Regions from separate parts of the Mus musculus genome. Here regions 1, 2 and 3 are each linked to region 4. Evidence: chromatin loops called from intact Hi-C (ENCODE). Cell type or tissue: left cerebral cortex. All regions are shown on one strand.

Region 1 (5,000 bases), 580 kb after region 4:
GTTTGTAGAGGCCAAAAGAAGATATTGCACCCCCAGAACTGGAGTTACAGACAGTTGTAAGCCTCTATGTGGGTGCTGGATATTGAACCTGTGTACCCTAGAAGAATAGCCATTGCTCTTAACCACTGAACCATCTCTCTAGTCCCTTACCACATTTGATTTCATTAAAACCCTTTTATATCTAGAAGTCCAGGGGTAAAGTAATGAGAGGTGCTCTCAGATGCTTCTAGAGACATAGCCACAGGAGTCATTTGTCATTTTTTTCTTTTCTTTAAGAAGATAGAAATTGCTAATGGGAAAATTTTTCTTCAGGAATAAAGTATTTGAAATACTTCTGAATCAGTGGTTTATTATGGGATCTCGTCATACTACATATAATGTATCCAGATGTGTACACATTGGAAGTATATGTATAGCAGAATAGAGGCAGTCACGGGCATTAAAACATGTCTTCTGTGACTGTGTAAGTGGTGGCCTGTGTCTTAAGGTGCTAGAACTAAGTAAGTTCTTGGTTCTCTTAAGTTTTAGGAGTTCAAAATATCTCTCCTTAACATATCTATTCAGAATATTTATTTACGTCTCTATAAACATCACGCTTGGAGCCGGGCGTGGTGGGGCACACCTTTAATCCCAGCACTCGGGAGGCAGAGGCAGGTGGATTTCTGAGTTTGAGGCCAGCTTGGTCTACACAGTGAGTTCCAGGACAGCCAGGGCTATACAGAGAAACCCTGTCTCGAAAAACCGAAAAACAAAAAAAAAAAACAAAAAACAAAAAAAAAACAAACAAAAAAAACCCAAAAAACAAAAAAACAAAACAAACAAACAAAAAGAAACCAAAACATCACACTTGGAATTGTGCAGGTGCTTCAGACGTTGAGGGGAGCCCTTGAAATCAGAGTTTTGTTAGCAGAAGACATCTTGTGAATGAACTAAGACGCGCAGCATAAGTAACAGTGAGCTGAGAGGCGTGGAGGAGATGGAATGACAGCTGGGACCTGGGAGGCCGAGGCAGGCAATATACGAATGGTATCTGAGCCCGCGAATTATGTTTTGCAGGATCAATTCCTGTCCTAACAACTGCTCTGGTCATGGAAAGTGTACAACCAGTGTCTCTGTTGCAAGTCAAGTGTATTGTGAATGCGACAAATACTGGAAAGGGGAAGCATGTGACATTCCTTACTGTAAAGCCAATTGTGGGAGTCCAGATCATGGCTACTGTGACCTAACAGGAGAGAAACTCTGTGTCTGCAACGATAGTTGGCAAGGTAAGGCGGCGCTGGGATGGCATGGGGTTGGTGCGGGGTTGGCGCGGGGATGGCCGGGATGGTACGGGTTTGGCCGGGGATGATGCGGGGTTGGCCGGGAATGGCGTGGGGTTGGCCGGGGATGATGCGGGGATGGCTGGGGATGGTGCGGGGTTGGCCGGGGATGGCGTGGGGTTGGCATGTGGGCGGCTGAGGGTGGCTAGTGGCCACGTGGAGATGGTGGGTGCAATGCTACACGCATTGATTTAGTTTGCACACCCAATACTCAGGTGTTTTTGTTTTTTGGCTTTTTTGCGGGGGCTGGGGATGGTATGTTTAGGTTAACAGTTAAGTTCTTAGCATCTGCATTTTCATAAATAAAGTTGGGAAAGACCTGTCTACATGCTGTTTTAGAGATTAAGTGAAGTTACAGGTTAAACTTAAAATTGGAGGCATGTGATCGTTATAATCCTCTGTACTCTTTTTGTTGACTCCTCAGAGCCTGGATGACGTCACCAGACTTACTCTGTGGTGTCTTCAAATTTACCTCATAATTGGTAACATACTGTACTGCAAAAAGTAAATTCAGTTTTACAGTTATAGGAGTGCTTAAAATGTTTTTCTTAGGAAAGACTGACCCCTTGTGGCTATTTTAAAAAAAGGACAGAGACTATTTCAATAAATAAAAGTTTAGCTGCTTGCTGTAAAAGTCAGATTCCTTGAAAAGAATTCTAAAATCTTCTGTCTGTCATTAAAGATTAGCTTTAAAACACATTGAAGAGTTTTGGGTTTCTTAAGCATATTAAGTCATATATTTCTCATTGTGGAGACAAACTAAAGGATACGTATAGTTATCTGGAATCATCTCTTCAGGTCTAATTTGCTGGTTCCGTTTGCAGAGAAGCATCTTTGTGCTAATATAGTACTTTTTGACAGAGGGAACTTTGATGCACACATTACATAATCCAGAGGCGTATTAAACACACGACAGCAGTTGGAGCAGTTCTCGCTGACCTAAGAACCACACAGGCACACTATAGCAGTGATTTCCTGCAAAAGGGCTTTTATTATTGATAATATATTATTTATGGTTATGACAAGTGTAAATTCTCAAGTGTTTATTAGTAGTGGGGCTGTGTATTTTAAGTTAGTTAATCACTTGCCAATTTTGTGTCCTCAGAAAGTGCTTTGAGGCTTTTTCCAACTTAAAATTTTAAACTAAAATCTTTTCATTTTCCATAGTGATAGTTGTAGATAAATGGCATTTAAAGTTCAGCTAGAGAAGTCAAATATGGCTTATATACAGTGCTTTCCACACGAGACTCATCTAGTTCTGTGACTCAGCATAACAGAGCTGAGCAAAAGATACAGAAAGCCTTCCCCCACATTAGCATAGCTCTCCCTAACAACATTTGCCAGAATGAATGGTGTGCCTGTTAAAACTGGCGAACCTACATCAATAGATCACTGCTACCTAAAGTCATGGTTTATATTAGAGTTGTATTGGTTAAAGGTACCATGGCATCCACCCACCTTACAGTATAGCGCAGAAGCGTTTCTCACACCCTGTACTCCGCCTCGTCATAGGTCCTTCCCTCAGCTGTCAGCAGCCAGTGACCTTCTTCTGTCTCCGTAGTTTTGGCTCTTCTGAATGTGATATGGAGTCTCTATGGCACTCTTGGTGTATTCTGAGAAGTTTATGCGGTTTAGTAGTGCACAAGTGAAGATGGGTGTGCTCTCCTTAAGTGATACAATCATTGATACCATGTTGTACATATGTGGTCTGTTGTTGATGGCAACATTGTTCTGTGATGGGTGACTGTAGCAGAAACTATGTAGCATGTAGGGTTAAGGGGTACCTTCTTTTACTTGGCATTCTGTGTTAAAGTTTCTCTCCTGTGCTCCAGTGACTTGCAGCCCATTTATTTGTAGAATGAGCAATGTTCATTGTGTGGATGTACTGCAGTTTCTCTGTTGATTCATTAGGACCTCTCGGTTCCTTCAGGTATTTTTAATGTAATATCATTTCTTTTAATTTTATGTATCTTTTGGAACAGGATTCACAATGTAGCTCAGGCTGGCCTCAAACTTTTGGTGATCTATCATAGACCCTTGAATGTATAGAATTTTTCAAATATTAAATCACATTAGGAAAAAGGTGTTTTGGAAAACGTTTATCTCTTAAGTTTATCTGTAATAATTGGATAAAGAAGATATTTTAAAACTAAATAAAAATCAAAACATAAAAAATTTACTTTATGTTCACGTGTAAAGAATAATCAGTTTCTCAGGGGCCTCCAAGATGTGGCAATATGCTATAGCAACTGCCTCAATCCAAGTGGCTTTCAGTTTTTTCCTTTATGTGACTTTCTGAATCCTTGGGCTTTTGTTAGAGCAACATAAGTATTTAAAACTTGATTGAGCAGAAGGGAAGTTGTGGTGCTGTTTGGAAGAGACCAGTGTCTTTCCAGCATTGATGAATTCCTTTTTGCAAACAGAGCTCACTGAGTTTTAGATCTGGCAGCTACATACTGTATTTCTAGTCTAACCTTACAGCCAGTGTGGATACCATGGTCAGTGGGATGTGCAAAGGAGTGCCATGTGTACATATACAAACTAGCTCACTCTGATATTTCTCTGGCCGATGCCGACAGCTCTAGTAACCAAAACACCCACCGCCCATTAGTGCTTCTGGAGGTTGGAGGTCTTAGATTAGAAATGAGAAAAACCAGGTTCTGGGGAGGGTTATCTTGGTTGCCTTCTTGCTGTGTTTTCCTCTGTCAGAGCTATGGCAAGAACACATGCGTGTGCATCTCGCACACTTTCTCATCCATCACATTAGGGTTTAGGGCTTATATCTAGCAATTTTGGTAAACCCAAACAAGCATTCAGCCTGTAATGTGCTGATTCTTAGAGTGGATGATTCTTATAGTCACTTCAATTTATTAAGAAATCATCCCAGCTCACAGGCTTATTTTCGGTAAGTCAACTAACCTGTCTAGTTATTAATTTCATCTTCTTTAGAAAGATACATTGACATTTGTCTGGGTCCTAGGATGACAACTCTATAAAGTATTAAAATGTATTCATTCGTACGATTCTGTTTGTATGTGGTGTATGCATGTGCGCATATGGTATGTGCATGTCTATGTGTGGAGGGCAAGAGGCTGACCCTGGGTGTCTTCTGAGATTGCTATGTACTTTATTCGTTGCGGTGGGCGAGGGGAGCTCTCTTCCTGAACTGGAGCTCATAAGTAGGCTAGACTTGGAACTCCCAAGGATCCACTTGTCCCTTTCCCTCAGTGCTGGGTTACTGTGGATGTGTGCCATCACTGTCAGCTTTGGGGTGGATGCTGGTGATCCTAACGTGGAGCCTCATGCTGGCTCAGCAGCCATTTAACAACTGAGCCGTCTCCCTGCTCTGAAATAGTTTCCTAAGGACTAACGCTATAGTGACATTTCCTTTTTTAGTAAGTAGATACTTGATAATAGCTCTTGATTTAATCATCTCTTTTTGTAACCAAGCTTAATGCATTTTATTAACCTATAAAATTTGCATTTGTGAATAATACTTGAAGATTAGACATACTGTTTAGGTATTCTGTGAACACGAGACCAGACTAATAAAATTGGTAGTTTGGTTTTTTTTTTTTTTGTGCCTAGAATAAATGTTAACCAGGATGCTTTCCGTTCTACTTTATTATTTTAAATGTCTGTGTATATAGCCTTGGTGGCTGTAATGATCAGAAATAGGTC
Region 2 (5,000 bases), 260 kb after region 4:
TCAGAACAGAGAGGGTACAGACTGAAGGAAGATTTAGCTGGAAGCACATAACTGTCTGGAGGTCCTTCTCGCTCTCCCTCTCTCTCTCTTCTCTCTCTCCCTCTCTCTGTCTCTTTCTCTCTCCCTCTCTCTGTCTCTTTCTCCCTCTCTCTGTCTCTCTCTCCCCCTCTCTCTTTCTCTCACTATCTCTCTGTCTCTGTCTGTCTGTCTGTCTCTCTCTCTCACACACACACACACACACACACACACACATGCGTGCACACGTGCGAAGTCAAAAACAGTTGGGAGGTAGAGTTGGGGCAGGGTTTGTTGATTTGATGAGAGTTAAGAAGGTCCGCTGACTCTCTGGGTTCTGGCTTCAACCAGAAGAGTGTATGGTTCTCGCGTCCAGTGGGATGGAAAAGAGGAAAGAGAAAACATTGTGCAGTCAAGTCTGAGACTCTGCTCTGGCCATGCGTTTGTGTTGTCTGTCTGTCCGTCCGTGAGACACAAATTCATATTCATGGTTTGATATTAAAGGTCTGCAGCTGAGTGATGAAGGAGTCTGAATAGAGGGAGGGGTCACAAGAGAGGGTAATGGGGGAGGGGTCACAAGAGAGGGTAATGGGGGAGGGGTCACAAGAGAGGGCAATGGGGAAGGGGTCACAAGAGAGGGTAATGGGGGAGGGGTCACAAGAGAGGGTAATGGGGGAGGGGTCACAAGAGAGGGTATGGAGAAAGAAACACCTATCTGAATGTGGTACTCCTGATAATGTTTTCATTTAAATACGTGGGAATTAGTAAGACTGTTCTTGAAGCTAGCTAATGTTTGAAAGGGAGGAGAGAGACCCAGAACTGAGTCCAGGAGAATGCTAATAAAAAACAAAGTCTGAGACAAGAGAAACTGGGATGGGAGAGAAGCTGTGAAGACAAGATGGCAGCCACCATCTCTCCAAGTGCAGGCAAACAGTTAACAAGTGGCTCTTAGGAAGAGAGACTCCTGTTTGAAGCATCAGCTGATTTCCGTGGCATAAACACCCTCCCCTCACCTGATTCCAGGCTACTGAGCCTATTGAACCTGGACTTGGAAAGAGGTGTGCACAATTAGCTGTCAGTCCTCATCGGTACAGGGTTCAGGACAATGCAGTTGCAGAGAGGAGCAGGAGATGCAGACAGGGAGATTGAATCTGGCATCCTGCACATTGCTGGAGACAGCAGCAAGGGTCAGTTCTGAATTATGGAACAGCCAAATTGTCCAATAAATACTTGAAGATGTTCAGCCAGGCGTGGCAGTGCACACCTTTAACCTCAGCACTCAGGAGGCAGAATAGGGCAGATCTCTGGGTTCAAGGCCAGCCTGGTTTACAGAATGAGTTTCAGGACAACACAGAGAAACCCTGTCTTGGAAAGGAGGAGAAAGAGAAGTGGAGGAGAAATGTTCATTTTTAACTGTCAAGAAAATGCAACTTAAAACTGTATTGAGATTTCATCTCACCTCAGTCAGCAGAAAAGCAAATGCCAACAAACTGTGGCAAGGATGTGGGGAGGGAGTGGGAGTGGCCTTTATTTATGCTGAAGGGAATATAGACTGACTGGTACAGCATGGTTTCTCAAAGGTGTGGGGGTTTCTCAGCAAACTAAAAGTAGCCTAGTTGGCAGAGCAGGGAGATACTTGTGTGTGGGTGTTGATTGCTGAATTATTCACAACAGCTAAGGAAGGAACCAGCCTAGATGCCTATCAACAGATGGTGGGCAAAAATAAATAAATAAATAAATAAATAAATAAATAAGTGGCATTTATACACAGTAGAGTGTTTATTCAGCTGTGATGACAGATGAAGTGTGTGATTTTTTTTTCCAGAAAAATGGATGGAACTGAAGACCATCATGTTAAGAGAAATAAGCCAGACTTGGAAAAGCAGACGTCTCAACTTTCCACATAAGAAGAATCGTGTGTGTGCTTGGAGGTGCTGACTATAGAAGAGAGGCCAAAGTGAATGGAGGAAAAGGTGGGAAGAGAGGATTATGGGGAAAGACAAAATGTTGCAATGTTTTCTTATTGTTGAGTCTACATCAGTATCTATAGCTATGACATAGAAGAGGAAGGGTAACTGTTCTGGGGGAGAGCTGGCCAGTGAGGGAAGGCAGGAAGGGACAGAAGAGAAGGGTAGGTAAACACAAACAAATTACAATTATGTGCGTGCGTGCGTGCGCACACGCTACGTAAAACAATAATATGAAAAGAATAGAACCTGGAGGAGGAAGAAGAGTCAAAACTGAGAAAACCACAAATACCTACAGCTCAGTGAGATTATGAGTCCCATTTCGATGAGCATCATGGGAGTGGAAGGTCAAGGTCTGGCATGGGACTTGCCTCTCTGTGAGGTTCCTGCACCATAGAGATATAAAGCTCAAAAGATATCGCAACGTAGAATCACAGGTGGGTTTTCCACTTGCAGTCTTCTGTCGACCCCTATTTTTAAGTTAAAAGCCTATTACTTTAAAATCACAAATAACTGAATTGCTTTGTGTACCTTCGGAATAACTGTAAAGTATGGCAAAGTATAACGGAACCATTATCTAGCAGAATGTGGCGGCTCACGCCGGTAATTCCAACGCTCAAGACACAAAGGAAGGGGAAATGACTCAACTTTGAGAGCTGGCTGTTCGACACAGCGAGTTTCAAATCAGTAGGGCTAAGTAGAGAGACCCTGCCTCATAGAATACCGAAACAAAGAAAACCTTATTTTCGGGAATCAACACAGGTTTCACGCTGCCAAATAGCGCCACCTAGTGTAACATCTGCACCTCAAATAAATATTTTGACTTGTGTTGCATTTTACAGCTTATGAATCAGCACACATTAAAATAACTGTGAACCTAAACACCTAAAGGTGCTACCTTGTAAACTCATATTCATAGATTCTAATTCTTCATTGGTTCACAGCACTGGATATGGGCTGGGACTGAGCCCGGTGTTTGGAACAGTAAGGCACACTCTGTTAGGACTACTCATGATAAGGAATCAGATGATGGTGACGTTAGTTTTTGATAAAAATCTGAAAGCTATCCTACTGAGACTCAAAGTTAACTATACTTTAAAAAGTAAGTAAGAAAAATTATATTTATTCTTCTTTGGAATCCAGTGATGGGTGGATGAGTTGCTTAGATTTCATCTGTTAGGGGTGTTTCGGTCTTTAGCTTTGTACAAAGATAGGGTTCTGTGATAATAATAAGCATGATAATTTTAATGCTGGGTGTACCCGTGCATCACACTGATCCCAGCACTTGGGAGACAGAGGCAGGACTTTTCCGTGGGTTCAAATTCCAGGTCAGCAATATATAGTGATACCCTGCCTCGAAGAAAGGAAGGAAGAATGGAGGGAAGGAGGGAGGGAGAGAGGGAGGGACGGAGGAAGAGAGGGTGGGAGAGAGAGAGGAAAGGAGGGGTAGGAAATAGGGAGGAAGGAAGGAGAGACGGAAGGAGGAAGGGAGGGAGGAAGGAGAAAAGGATAAAAGACTCTTTAATGGGAGGTAGGTGTGGATGCAATATACAATCAGGATCCTGTTTCTGCCATTCTGTACTATTTATGTGTAAACATGATAAGATTAGGCATGTATTTTGAACTCTAGCATGAAGTCATTTATAATAACAGTTTTGAGTGCCTGTAAAATCTCACACTGGCCGGGCATAGTGTCGCACACCTTTAATCCCAGCACTCGGGAGGCAGAGGCAGGCGGATTTCTGAGTTCGAGGCCAGCCTGGTCTACAAAGTGAGTTCCAGGACAGCCAGGGCTACACAGAGAAACCCTGCCTCAAAACCAAAAAAAAACAAAAAAACAAAAACAAACAAACAAAAAAAAAAAACAAAACCCCCCACACTGATAGGAACAACTTTTCTCTCCTTTTGTATGTCAGGGGAAAGTGCAAGCTATGAGCCTCCCAGATTTGGGGGAAATGCAGTGGTCAGCACATCGGGATACCGTGATGAGCCTCGCCTGAGAACACCAACTTCATGACCACGGCCGCTCCCTCGCCGGGTGACCATCTATCTGCACACGGATTTCTCCTCTACGTTAAGTAGGATCACAGGTGTTTGGTTTTAGGGGGTTCTTTAAATTTATTTTTGTTTTACGTGTCCGGGCATTTGCCTGCACGATCTATACCACTTACCTGATACCTCTGGAGGCCAGAAGAGGGTGTCAGATCCCTTGAAACTAGAGTCACAGGCAGCAGTGAGCAATCAGGTGGATATTGGGAATCAAACCCAGGTCCTCTGGACGAGCAGCCAGTGCTCTTAACCACTGAGCCATCTCTGTCACCCCTGGAGTCATGTTGTTGTTCAGTCACATTTATTTATTTATTTATTTATTTATTTACTTACTTATTTATTTATCGTGTGCACATGTGCATGTGTCTGTGTGTGGGGATGTCACAGGGCATGTGTGGAGGTCAGACGACAGACAACCTGCATCTGTAAGAATCTTTTTTCTCCTTCCACTATGTGGGTCCCAGGCAGGTTTGACAGCAGATGTCTTAACCCACTAAACGTAAGATCTTCATCTCACCAGGTCCCATAGTTAGTCGTTCATTGTTGCTATTTGAAGATAGAGAGGAAAGCATGGGATTTACAGACACTTCGACAAAATATCTGAGTTATTTCTAGCAATGCCCCAGTGGACTAGCAGAGTACAAGATAAATCCCCCAAAAGCATATAAAAACAATAGCCACATCACATAATCTGTTCAAAAATACAAAGAAAAGAGACCCCATTCACAGCATCGTGGAAGAAGTGCATGCTACCCCTAGAAATACAGAGAAATATAGAAAGTTCTATGACTGGTGAGAGTTGGACCCCATGTGGATTTAAATCTGTTTAATGATAGATGGAAAAATGAGAACTATATTGAGTTTGGCGTACTTTCAAAATGTGTGTGTGTCTTTTTTAAAAAAACTCTATGTATGTGTTTTTAGAGTGTTTTAGTAGATGCATGGCTTGTATAGCACAACATTAAGTTT
Region 3 (5,000 bases), 49 kb after region 4:
TGGCCAGGACTCGAACCAGCTGTGTGGAGAGACCACAATCCTGTGCTTGCCAATATCTCTGCAGGTGCGGTGAAGGATAAAGGCACCAGTGTGTGTGTGTGTGTGTGTGTGTGTGTGTGTGTGTGTGTGTGTGTGTGTGTGTGTGTGTGTGTGTGTGTGTGTGTGTGTGTGTGTGTGTGTGTGTGTGTGTGTGTGTGTGTGTGTGTGTGTGTGTGTGTGTGTGTGTGTGTGTGTGTGTGTGTGTGTGTGTGTGTGTGTGTGTGTGTGTGTGCGCGTGCGTGCCTTCACTGCGGTCCCTCTCCTGGGGCTGCTCTGAGCCTTTCTGGCTTCAGGCAGAGACAGATTGGAAGCCCAAGAAATAAAAATCAATCTTCTAGCTTCAATAGTTTGAAACTAGTTTAATTCTTTTTTTTTTTTTTTTTTGGTTTTTCGAAACAAGGTTTCTCTGTGTAGCCCTGACTGTCCTGGAACTCACTCTGTAGACCAGGTTGGCCTTGAACTCAGAAATCCGCCTGCCTCTGCCTCCCAAGTGTTGGGATTAAAGGTGTGCACCACCACTGCCGAGCTTGAAGTTGCTTTTTAAAAATATTTTTAAAAAACTTCTCTGTGCCTCTCTGTCTGTCTCTCTCTCTCTCTGTCTCTGTGTGTGTGTGTGTCCCCGTGTCCATGAAGGCCTGGAGAGAGCACTGGTCCTTGGGAGCTGTAGTTACAGGCAGTTGTGACCACCTCATATGGGTGTTAGAAACTAAACCTGGGACCTCTGGAAAAGCAGCGAATGCTGTCAACCCCTGAGCCATCGCTCCAGTCCCTAAGTCAACTCTGAAGTGCGAGACCCAGAGTCCTTGCGGTTGAGTCCTTGCGGTTGAGTGATGTAACCACAATCTTCTACTAGTTTTGAGTTTTGCCTTCTGCGTGCAGTGCCGTCACCTATGCATAAAGATGACAAACAACTGCCTGTATCACTTCTGAGACTTAGAGATCATTTCTTTTGTCAAAACTTCTAATTTTTCCTCTTGCTTGTTTAGGCATCTGATGTGTGAATTTTTCTCTATGTTTACATCATGGTAATACCTGTCTTTCCTGGTCATGAAGACTCCTGAAGACTATTTATGTATCTACAGATGACTAATACTCCCTGAAATACACACAAAGACACACACACACACACAGAGACTGTAAGTCCCACCCATATCCCCAAACCAGGTGTTTGTTTCATCCTGGGAATCTCTGTGACAAAACTCAATGTCCCTGGTTGACACAGCTATAGTGAGTGACATAGGCCAGCTCTGTGGAGTCACACATTCTCAGGGCATGGGCTCAGTCTGCGAACTGAAGCAAGAGCCTAAAATGCTCTCCATTTTCTTTATCTCTCACTACAACCTTTATTCCTTGCATATCCCAGGAAAGTTCTGAGTTCAGGTCACCAGCACAGTCCACATCGCAGTAACTGCCTCAGATGGTGAGAATCCTGCAGCCAGGTCGTGACCCCGTCTCAGTCTTGAGACCCCACACCAAGCCATGTGAGAAGGAGCGAGGAGAGGGGTCTGCTCATGTGTAATGGCAAGATTTCTCAGGATGACAGCCTTCTCAGGGGATGCAAGGACTTTCCTTTGCCTCAGGTCCTTTGGGGTTCCCATGGTCTTACTGAAGCCAGAGGCAGTGTAGCCTGTGGGACTTTCAAAACCAGCAGAGATTGACTTTCTGGATCTCATGAATAAGAATTTATAAGCTTTCTTCCCTTCCAAATTCTGTAATGCACAGACCCACACTTCCTCTGCATTCTTCAAAGTGCCTGCCTGTCAACCTTTAAACGGAACACCTGCCCACAGCGGCACACAAGATATATCCTTTTGAAAAAAAAAATACACAGTGCAGACCTGTAGACACAGCTAGCAGATAAGAGTTCTGGAGCAATCGCTCAAGGCACGCTTTTGGCACTGAGAAGGTTAACATCCAAGAGCTGGGAAGGCCTGGGAAGACACACCCGCTGACCTTCCCCACCCCCCACCCTCATCTTAGGACTCTTCCTCTCACAGAGCAAATCACAGAAACTAGACTTTTCTTCTCTTGGCCAAAGCCCACCATAAAACCTTGAGATAATGCTCGGACCTACCCCACTTGTCTGTGTGGGAGCTGGCCAGAAAGACATTCTAGAGGTGATTCCTCTCTGGTCAGAGGAGTCCTGCCCTACCCCAGGGGGAATTGATGCTCCAAGCCAGTAGCTCCTGACCAGTCAGGTCCTCTGTCTCCTTTCGTTAGGTCACATGAGTTTGCCCTGTCACACAGCTGTCCATTCTCCACCCCAGCAAAGCATAAAAATGGAGTTTCCCTAAAGTCTTTGGGTATCCATTTTAAAACTGTCTGTGCCATATAAAACTTTACCTAAATACATTTGCTGTAGGTTTTGTTACGGGAGTGTTTTTGGCTGTGACTCTTATAATAAGTGACCAAGATTTCACTCCTGCCTTTTCCTGCCCCATCAGAGCCTTCTGAGCCTCTCTTCCTGCAGGCCAAGCTCCTGGATGACCTTTCCAAGGGTCATCAACTGCTGAGTGCAACGGAGAGCAAATGACCTCAAACACTGAAGCTCTCTGCACTGTGGACCTGAGATCTAGGGAGCAGCGAGAAGCTGGGCTTTAGTAAGGAGGAAATGTTGTTTCTAGGAGCACACGGGAAAAATGCCACACTTGTGCACATAACTCGCTGGTGCCTCCAGGTGGAGGTAAATACATTTATTTTTCAGTCAGAAACAGAACTCTGATAATAATGCCACGGCCCCATCCAGCCATATCACTAAAGATGGATTCCAGCAAACCAAGGCGGCCCAGTTCCCTCTCCCAGCTTCCTGATAGAGCAGTAAGGCTTTCTAGACTGGTCAGCTGCTCATGGAAATCACAGCCGCACCTTGCTCTTTGGAGAAACACTGTAAAACGTGGCCAACGCCACTTCTAAGAGACTCTGAGTATACAGCTAAGAAATTTACAGCTACTGCTGGGGTATGGGGCTGTCCAGAAATAGCTATAACGAGGCAGACGTAGTTTCATATGTATTTATCTTTTGGACGGAACAAACAGTACCATGCGCTGTTGGTAGAAGAGACAAATCAATGGACAAAAAACCTTCCAGCCACTGACTTCCGTGTTACCTGTGAGGTAGAAAAAAGACTGTGAACAGTAGTTCCCTGACAAAGCAGTAAGGGTCCATTCCCTCTCCAAACTCTAGAGTTTGAGACCCCCTGATATGGGAGTGGGGCATCTGGGGGAGGTTCGGGGTTTAAAAAACCTTCATTTTCCAGAAGTACAAAAACAACAAACCACCCACCCAAACTGGACAAACAAACGAAAGACCTGGGTTTGCGTGGACACACCCAATACCCACATATCAAAACACCTTTATCTGCAGAATAAAAAGGCTGTGGGTGATTCCACTCACTGTGAGAGTTTCTTTTTCATTTTAAATTGAAGTTCCCGGATGCACTCAAGATATAGATGCCTGACTATACAAACCACATCAGGGACAAATACCAGATGGCCTTTGAGGGCAAAGAGAAGGAGGCATATACCACCCCACCCCCATCCCAACAGATGTGCCCTCAGATAAAGGTCAGACAACAACCTAAATGATAAGGCTAAAATGCTAGTCTGATTCCTTTCCTGGGACTCTGCAGAACTCCTTCAGGTGCGGGCCACTCTCCCCCCTCCCCCTACACACACACTGGAGGCTCTGCCAAAGTCTGGAGGCATTTGAGGTTGTGGCTGGGGAGGGAGGTACCACTGTCACCGGGCAAGTGCAGGCGAAACCTGATGTTCAACATCCTTCAGGACAGTCCCCAGCCACAAAGCATGACTCCATCCAAAATGTCAGCAGTGCAAAGGCTGAAAACCCTGTTCTGAAGGGCTCAGCAGATTACAAAACCCCTGTGGCTCTGTCTGCCTGGTCTTCCAGATAAGCTGCAATCGCTGCAGAGGAAGCCCTTTGTGGCCCTGGTGCAGCATTCCCTGTGGCTGGTAGATGAACCGCTGATACAGGGTTAAACTCACTGACCCATGAAAACGCTTAAGCAACCCCACTTAAAACATCTCCTCACAACTTCCATTCACAGCTCCACAAGAGGTCTGGCACCACACCTGCTTAAAAGTAATTCGTGCCTAGAAGCCTGGCAAAATCAGCCACTGGAAGCACCTGAGACCCAGCCAGCCTTTTGATCCGTTACAGAATGGCAACAATTATATTTTAATTAGGTTTTTTTTTTTCATTTACCTGTCAGAACCTGTTTGGATAATCTAAATAACTTCACATCCTCTTAACACTCCTCGGCAGCCACAGGGAGCCCGGCTCAGATTTCCTCCAAATCTACCAACCACCGCTCTCATCTACTTCCACCACAGTCTGGGTAACAACTTTCTCATCTAAAAAATCATCTTCAGAGCTACCACAACAAACTTTGAAAGGTCCATACAAAATACAATAAACTTTCCGATAAAACTGCAAGAACGGCTGGGCTCTTAGGACAACTATTTTTCCTAAGACTGGACCCCACTCACGTGGTGAGCGGTCACACGTGAGGGCTCTTTCAAGCTGTAGCTGAAACAAATAAGAGTCTTGTCCAAGGGCTGGAGAGGTGGCTCAATGGTTAGAGCAGGGGCTGCTCTTCTAGAGGACCAGGGTTCAGTCAGTTCCCTGTACCCACATGGTAACTCACACCAGTTCCAGGGGACCCGACACTCTCAGACAGAAGCACATACACAAAAACACCACCAAGGCACACACATAAGGTAAAAATAAAAACCTATGGAAAAAAGGAGTACTATCCAAACATATTAATCTTCACTTATAGTCATGAGGATCTTATTAAAGAAAAATATTCACACATTACAGTAATGAATAGAGAAAGAGTTCATCTCATCTTCAATACCAGCTCCTCCTAACTGTGACTCTGAAAACCTCTCTTCTTCCCAGAAGCAAATTCCTCAAAGCTCTCAAACCCAAAAGCAAGTGTG
Region 4 (5,000 bases):
ATTTACACTTTCCTTCCTACCTCTTATGACCCCCTGTTCACACTTTCCTTCACACCTCCTGTGACCCCCATTCACACTTTACTTCACATCTTCTATGACCCCTCATTCATACTTTCCTTCACACCACCCATGAGTCCCCATTCACACTTTCCTTCCCACCTCCCATGACACCCCACCCCCATTTACACTTTCCTTTCCACCTCCTATGACCCCCTGTTCACACTTTCCTTCACACCTCTCATGACCTCCCATTCACACTTCCCCTTGCTACCCTAACTTCCCTAACATTTCAGTGCATATCTGCTTCTTTGCTGACTGGCTCCAGCTTGACTGTCTACAACCACGTGTTCCCAGTGACAAGAGTCGAGTGAGTTTTGTAGTGAGTGAAATGTTTACAATTGAATCCAAAAGGCCTTTAACTAGCACTATAAAGAGGATTTCAGAGGGAGCACCTCTTGCTTTTAGGATTTGTCCTCTCCTATGTTATTAGTAAGCTGACAGACTACCTTACTCACCAAGCTTCCTTATGGTCCTCAGGAGCTATAGCCTATCGCTAGGGCTCAAAGCTTTGATGGGTAAGGATGGCCTTCCTAGAGAGAAGAAGCTAGGCATGACCTTGCCAATGGTTAGCTTGATCCATCCACTCATATACTTTCCAAATATGCCAATAATTATATCAAATTTTAAGTTTACTTTAAAGTATTATGTGTGTGTCTCTGTGTATACATGCATGCGTGTATGTGTGTGTGTGTGTGACTTGTGTCTATACATGTGTGCATGAATGTTGTGTATGACTTGTGTGTATACATACATGTATGTGTTTGAGTATCTGAGTGTATACATGCATGCATGCGCATGACTTGTGTGTACACATGCATGTGTGTGAGTGTCTGAGTATATACATGCATGTGTGTGACTTGTGTGTATATACATGCGTGCATATGTGAGTGTGTGTACATGCATGAATGTGTGTATGACTTGTGTGTATACATGTGTGCATGTGTGTGTACATGCATGCATGTGAGTATGTAAGTGTATACACCCATGCAAGTGCGTATGAGTAGGCCAGAGGTCAATGTCAAGCGTCTCTTTCAATTAATTTATTTTTTTGAGACCGTTCTTGATAGACCTGCAGCTCACTAGGTCACACTTGCTGGACAGCAGACCCCAGGAATCCTTCTGTTTCCACCACCCAGCACCAACATGGCAGGAACATGCTGCCAAACTGGGAACTGTGTTCTGGGAATTGACCTTAGTCTTCAGGTTTTGTGACAAGCACTTCACCGGCTGAGCTACCTCCCCATCCCTTCCGTGTCTTTAAAATAACTCATGGTTCTACAAAATAAGTGTCATAACTGATAGAAGTAGTAATAGAATAGCTTGTAGTGTTTATTTGGTGACAAGATACATGCATTCAAAGGAAGTTTATTAATGTATCTAATTTCTGTCCCAAAGGGGCATCCTCTATGAACAAAGAAAGCCACAGGCCACGACTACGCTGGCACATACCAGTGGACTGTGAGAAGAGGTGGGATGTTAGCATTTTTGTTGGATGTCAGATATTGGTCTAATCTAATGATCTCATTCCTTATAGACAAACTGGCACATTTACTTTCCAAGTCCTGAGTTAGTAGGTAGGTGGCGCAGTCAGATTTTAAGTGACCTAAACTTCATTTCCAAGCCAAATTTCTGCTTGATATTTTGCTACTCCAGAGGAAGGTACTGGAAGAATACAAAACAATAACACACAACAATAATAATAGACACACACACACACCACCCAAGAAAGTACACACAGCACACATGCACCTTTAAAACCACGAAAAGCCAACATTTCCCTTTTGCATATATGTCTTGAACTTTAAAAAAGACACCTGAGCAATGACTCGAAGGCCAGTCTTTATGTACTTTGTTCAGAAAGTTACCCTGACCTCTGAAATTCTGAAATCCAGTGGTAGCTAACAGCCCAGGACAATTAACCGTCTGTAGATGCAGTGCAGCAAGCAAACCACCAGATGGCACTATGGGAAAAATGCAAGTCCCTTGCCAGACTGGGGACCTTAATGCAGGCTGTGTTCTAGAATAAAACCCAGATTGGGAATCAGCAAGAAGAGGAATAATTATAAATACACAAAATTGCTATAAAACAATAAATACTAGTGTGCATAACTGGGAACAAATCAAAGCCAGCATCACATTTTCATGCCTTTTGAGGGAGCGGTGTTGAGACAGGATTTTCCAAGCTCCTGCTGTATCCCAAAGTCTAGCATGACATATGTGCCTCAAGTGTTTGGTTCGTCTTATGCAAGTCTAGGCACCGTGGGATGCTACAGTCTACAATCTTCTCTGGCCTTGGCTGGAGGGCCCAGTTAAGTCCACTACTTGATAATATTTCTCTGAATGGAGTCCAATCAGGTTACAGATGACTCCAACTTAAATAATGAATAAGACAGAAAGGGCGTGCAGTGAGAAAGCATGGTCTGTCAGTCTCCAGGGTCAAGCTGTAATAACAATGAAAATAAATAAAGGGGCTGGGTGTATGGCACACACCTCTAATCCCAGCAGGCATATCCCCATGAGTTCGAGGCCAGCCTGGTCTACAAAGCCAGTTATAGGACAACAAAAGCACACAGAGAAACCTCGCCTTGAAAACCCAACCAACCAACCAAACAAACAAAATGGTAAGTGAGAAAATTAGAATAAATTGAAGGAGCTGAGGGAAACAGCGTATGGTCAGGGTGCGAGGTGGCAGTAGGTAACCTCTAACCCTAGGAGCTAGCACAGGGGAGAGAGCCCTCTAGGCTGAGAAACTCTGGCCCAGCAGAGGGTCAGGCCTGCACACTGAGCTGTAGTGAGCCGTAGACAGGGCCACAGCAGGGGCCACAGCCACACTGAGCATGTGCAAGTTTGCCCCTCCTCACTGAGCATGTGCAAGTTTGCCCCTCCTCACTGAGCATGTGCAAGTCTGCCCCTCCTCGTTGCTCTTCAGTTTCTTGAATCCATATAAGCATCTCCAAGGAGCTGATTGTCATTACCCTATTTTCCCGATGAAGGGACTGGGATCACGGTGACTGTCACATGACAATCGAAACCAGCATGTGCTAACACCTTCGGTTGAAACCCAGTAATCCATTCAAGGAACCCCAGCTATCTGCTCAGCCATACCGCCTTCCCCTCCATTCATCCTCCATTAACATGTCAGAAACTGAAGCTGCTTAAATTTAAGGGTGAGGTCTTACATCTCATGATCCCTAGAAATGTACTTCCAAGTTATCTGAAGTCCAAGATACCCTATGTATGACCTCCTTCCCTTAACAACCTGCCCCCAACACACACACACACACGCACGCACGCACGCACGCACGCACGCACACGCATGCAACCTCAGGCCCAAACGGCTAATTTCTTACCTCTCTGTACCCTCGTTTAGGAGGTCATGGGATAGGTTCTGAGTCCCTCACATCACCAGGTACAGAGCCCTTCAGAGTGTCGGCAAAGTCTGACATAGCTTAGTCCCAAACAGTGGTTCTTATTAGAGGTGAGTGAAACGGGACACTGGATGGCCATATTGTTTGCAATCCCTGGGAATCCATTACCTCTCCAAGGCTCTGTCTCTCCTGCTTGTCCTCATAGCCTGATGTGTAGAAAGGCTCATAGGTAATGAGATCTGGACGCTCGATGTCATAGATCGCCTTGACCTTGGGGATGGCTGCTAAATCCTTGTAATCCAGGATTTCATTGTCTACTTTTGCCTGGCAGAGTTAAACAGCGAGAAAAGTTAATCCTCTATTTCAGTTTGTCGAGAAATTATCCTCAGTGCCATTTACGGCCTTGCTTAAAATGGGATTCTTAAACCAAGCCAAACGCCTTGCTGCGTGATGTCACATCCTTTAGGAAGGATCAATGCCCCTATTAATCAACGCGTCTATTAATCACGCTTAAAAATAAAATATCATCAATGGCTTAGAATGGGCGTGTATAGAATTTAGTGAATAAAGAAATATTTCAACCTTCAGAATAGTTTCTCAACACAGAGAAAAAACTCAAAGAGATGGTCAATAAATCTTTTCAGATAGCTAAATATAAGTACTGTATATTGAATAAACTAAATATGTAAATATCTTTGTGGCAGAATTTAATAACATCAGCAGCAGCATTATAAAATGGGCAGTTAATCCCCCAAATATCTGCACACATGTTAGGTGCAACAAGCTTTTAAGCTCTATCTATACCATGTGACTGCACCTTTGGGATCTTCTAACAGGATCCCAGGGGATCAGCTTCCTTTCTTGGCTTCTCCATCCGATGGTTCTAATCCCAGACCCACCTGCTCCCCCAAGTGTCCCTTCTGGAAGTGATACTTACATAGATAGTATGGCCTGGTGAACCAGGGATGCTGGAGCCTGGTCTAGAATAGATACTTTCAGAGGAGGTCCTGGTGGGCTGCAAAATAAACAGCGAGTGGCCTGTCAGACTTCTGAACAGCCCAGGCACCCAAGCCTCATGGAAAACTCAACCAGCTAAGAAAGGAGAGACCCGTGAGCATGGCGTAGGACAGGAGGTATACCCTTGAAGGAAAGGGCCTGAAATGTCCAGGTGGCTTTCATGGCCCTTTCACTTCCTTGTCGCTTACAGAACCTTGGGCTTGAAACTAGAGCATATCTTGAAGCTGTGCGTTTCAGTCCAGCTCCATGTCAGCCCAGTGTCCCAGCTCCAGTCACCAGCTCTAGTCTTCAGAACCACAGCAGAGCACACCCTGGGCTTTCCTTGCCTCTCACGGGCTTCCTGCTCACCTCTGCCCTCCTTCTGTCCTCTTGGCACCATGGGGATTATTTCAAGAGAGAAACCTTTGTGGAACCTGGTTCCTTGTCACAGTGCTGATTTTGCCTCGGTGGCCAATTTAGTGTGAAATCACAGCTGCTGGGGCCTCAGTATCAGGTCCCAGTCTCCTTCTTCCTTGTCATTTATCACCTGCCCTCTCAAGAGCAGGCCTTGTGTCC

Evidence for each region. A loop is a pair of places that touch in the nucleus more often than their neighbours do. Peaks named below come from ENCODE experiments on the same cell type or tissue, not always from the same donor. Only the 100,000 strongest peaks of a DNase experiment are listed, where the experiment ranks them.
Region 1: it touches region 4 in a loop (4-fold over the local background); 6 of 42 quality-filtered maps call a loop at or near these places.
Region 2: it touches region 4 in a loop (5-fold over the local background); 20 of 42 quality-filtered maps call a loop at or near these places.
Region 3: a loop joins it to region 4, with 2.3 times the contacts of the local background. A loop is called at or near these places in 7 of 42 quality-filtered maps.

Annotation. Positions count from the first base shown.
Region 1 is chr19:57,641,364-57,646,363 of GRCm38, forward strand. Atrnl1 (attractin like 1) reads left to right here. Exons shown (of 29, transcript NM_181415.4): 5 at 1,057-1,265. Among named protein-coding and RNA genes, the nearest start is that of Atrnl1, 33 kb to the left of the region's middle. In left cerebral cortex, a CTCF peak has its summit at 1,893 (motif pointing left); DNase peaks (open chromatin) are centred at 1,802 and 2,725.
Region 2 is chr19:57,326,315-57,331,314 of GRCm38, forward strand. All of the region lies in intron 1 of B230217O12Rik (RIKEN cDNA B230217O12 gene), which reads right to left. Gm50270 (a long non-coding RNA gene) reads left to right here. Exons shown (of 3, transcript XR_003952853.1): 2 at 1,841-1,988; 3 at 3,899-4,910. Among named protein-coding and RNA genes, the nearest start is that of Gm50270, 5.2 kb to the left of the region's middle. In left cerebral cortex, CTCF peaks have their summits at 2,771 (motif pointing left) and 4,147 (motif pointing right); DNase peaks (open chromatin) are centred at 1,596 and 2,740.
Region 3 is chr19:57,113,321-57,118,320 of GRCm38, forward strand. All of the region lies in intron 6 of Ablim1 (actin-binding LIM protein 1), which reads right to left. Among named protein-coding and RNA genes, the nearest start is that of Ablim1, 100 kb to the right of the region's middle. In left cerebral cortex, CTCF peaks have their summits at 2,727 and 4,023; DNase peaks (open chromatin) are centred at 1,824 and 2,809; H3K4me3 peaks cover 1,622 bases; H3K27ac peaks cover 3,220 bases.
Region 4 is chr19:57,064,495-57,069,494 of GRCm38, forward strand. It overlaps Ablim1 (actin-binding LIM protein 1), which reads right to left. Exons shown (of 26, transcript NM_178688.4): 11 at 4,366-4,443; 12 at 3,597-3,752. Among named protein-coding and RNA genes, the nearest start is that of Afap1l2, 58 kb to the left of the region's middle. In left cerebral cortex, a CTCF peak has its summit at 2,004 (motif pointing right); a DNase peak (open chromatin) is centred at 2,030; H3K27ac peaks cover 324 bases.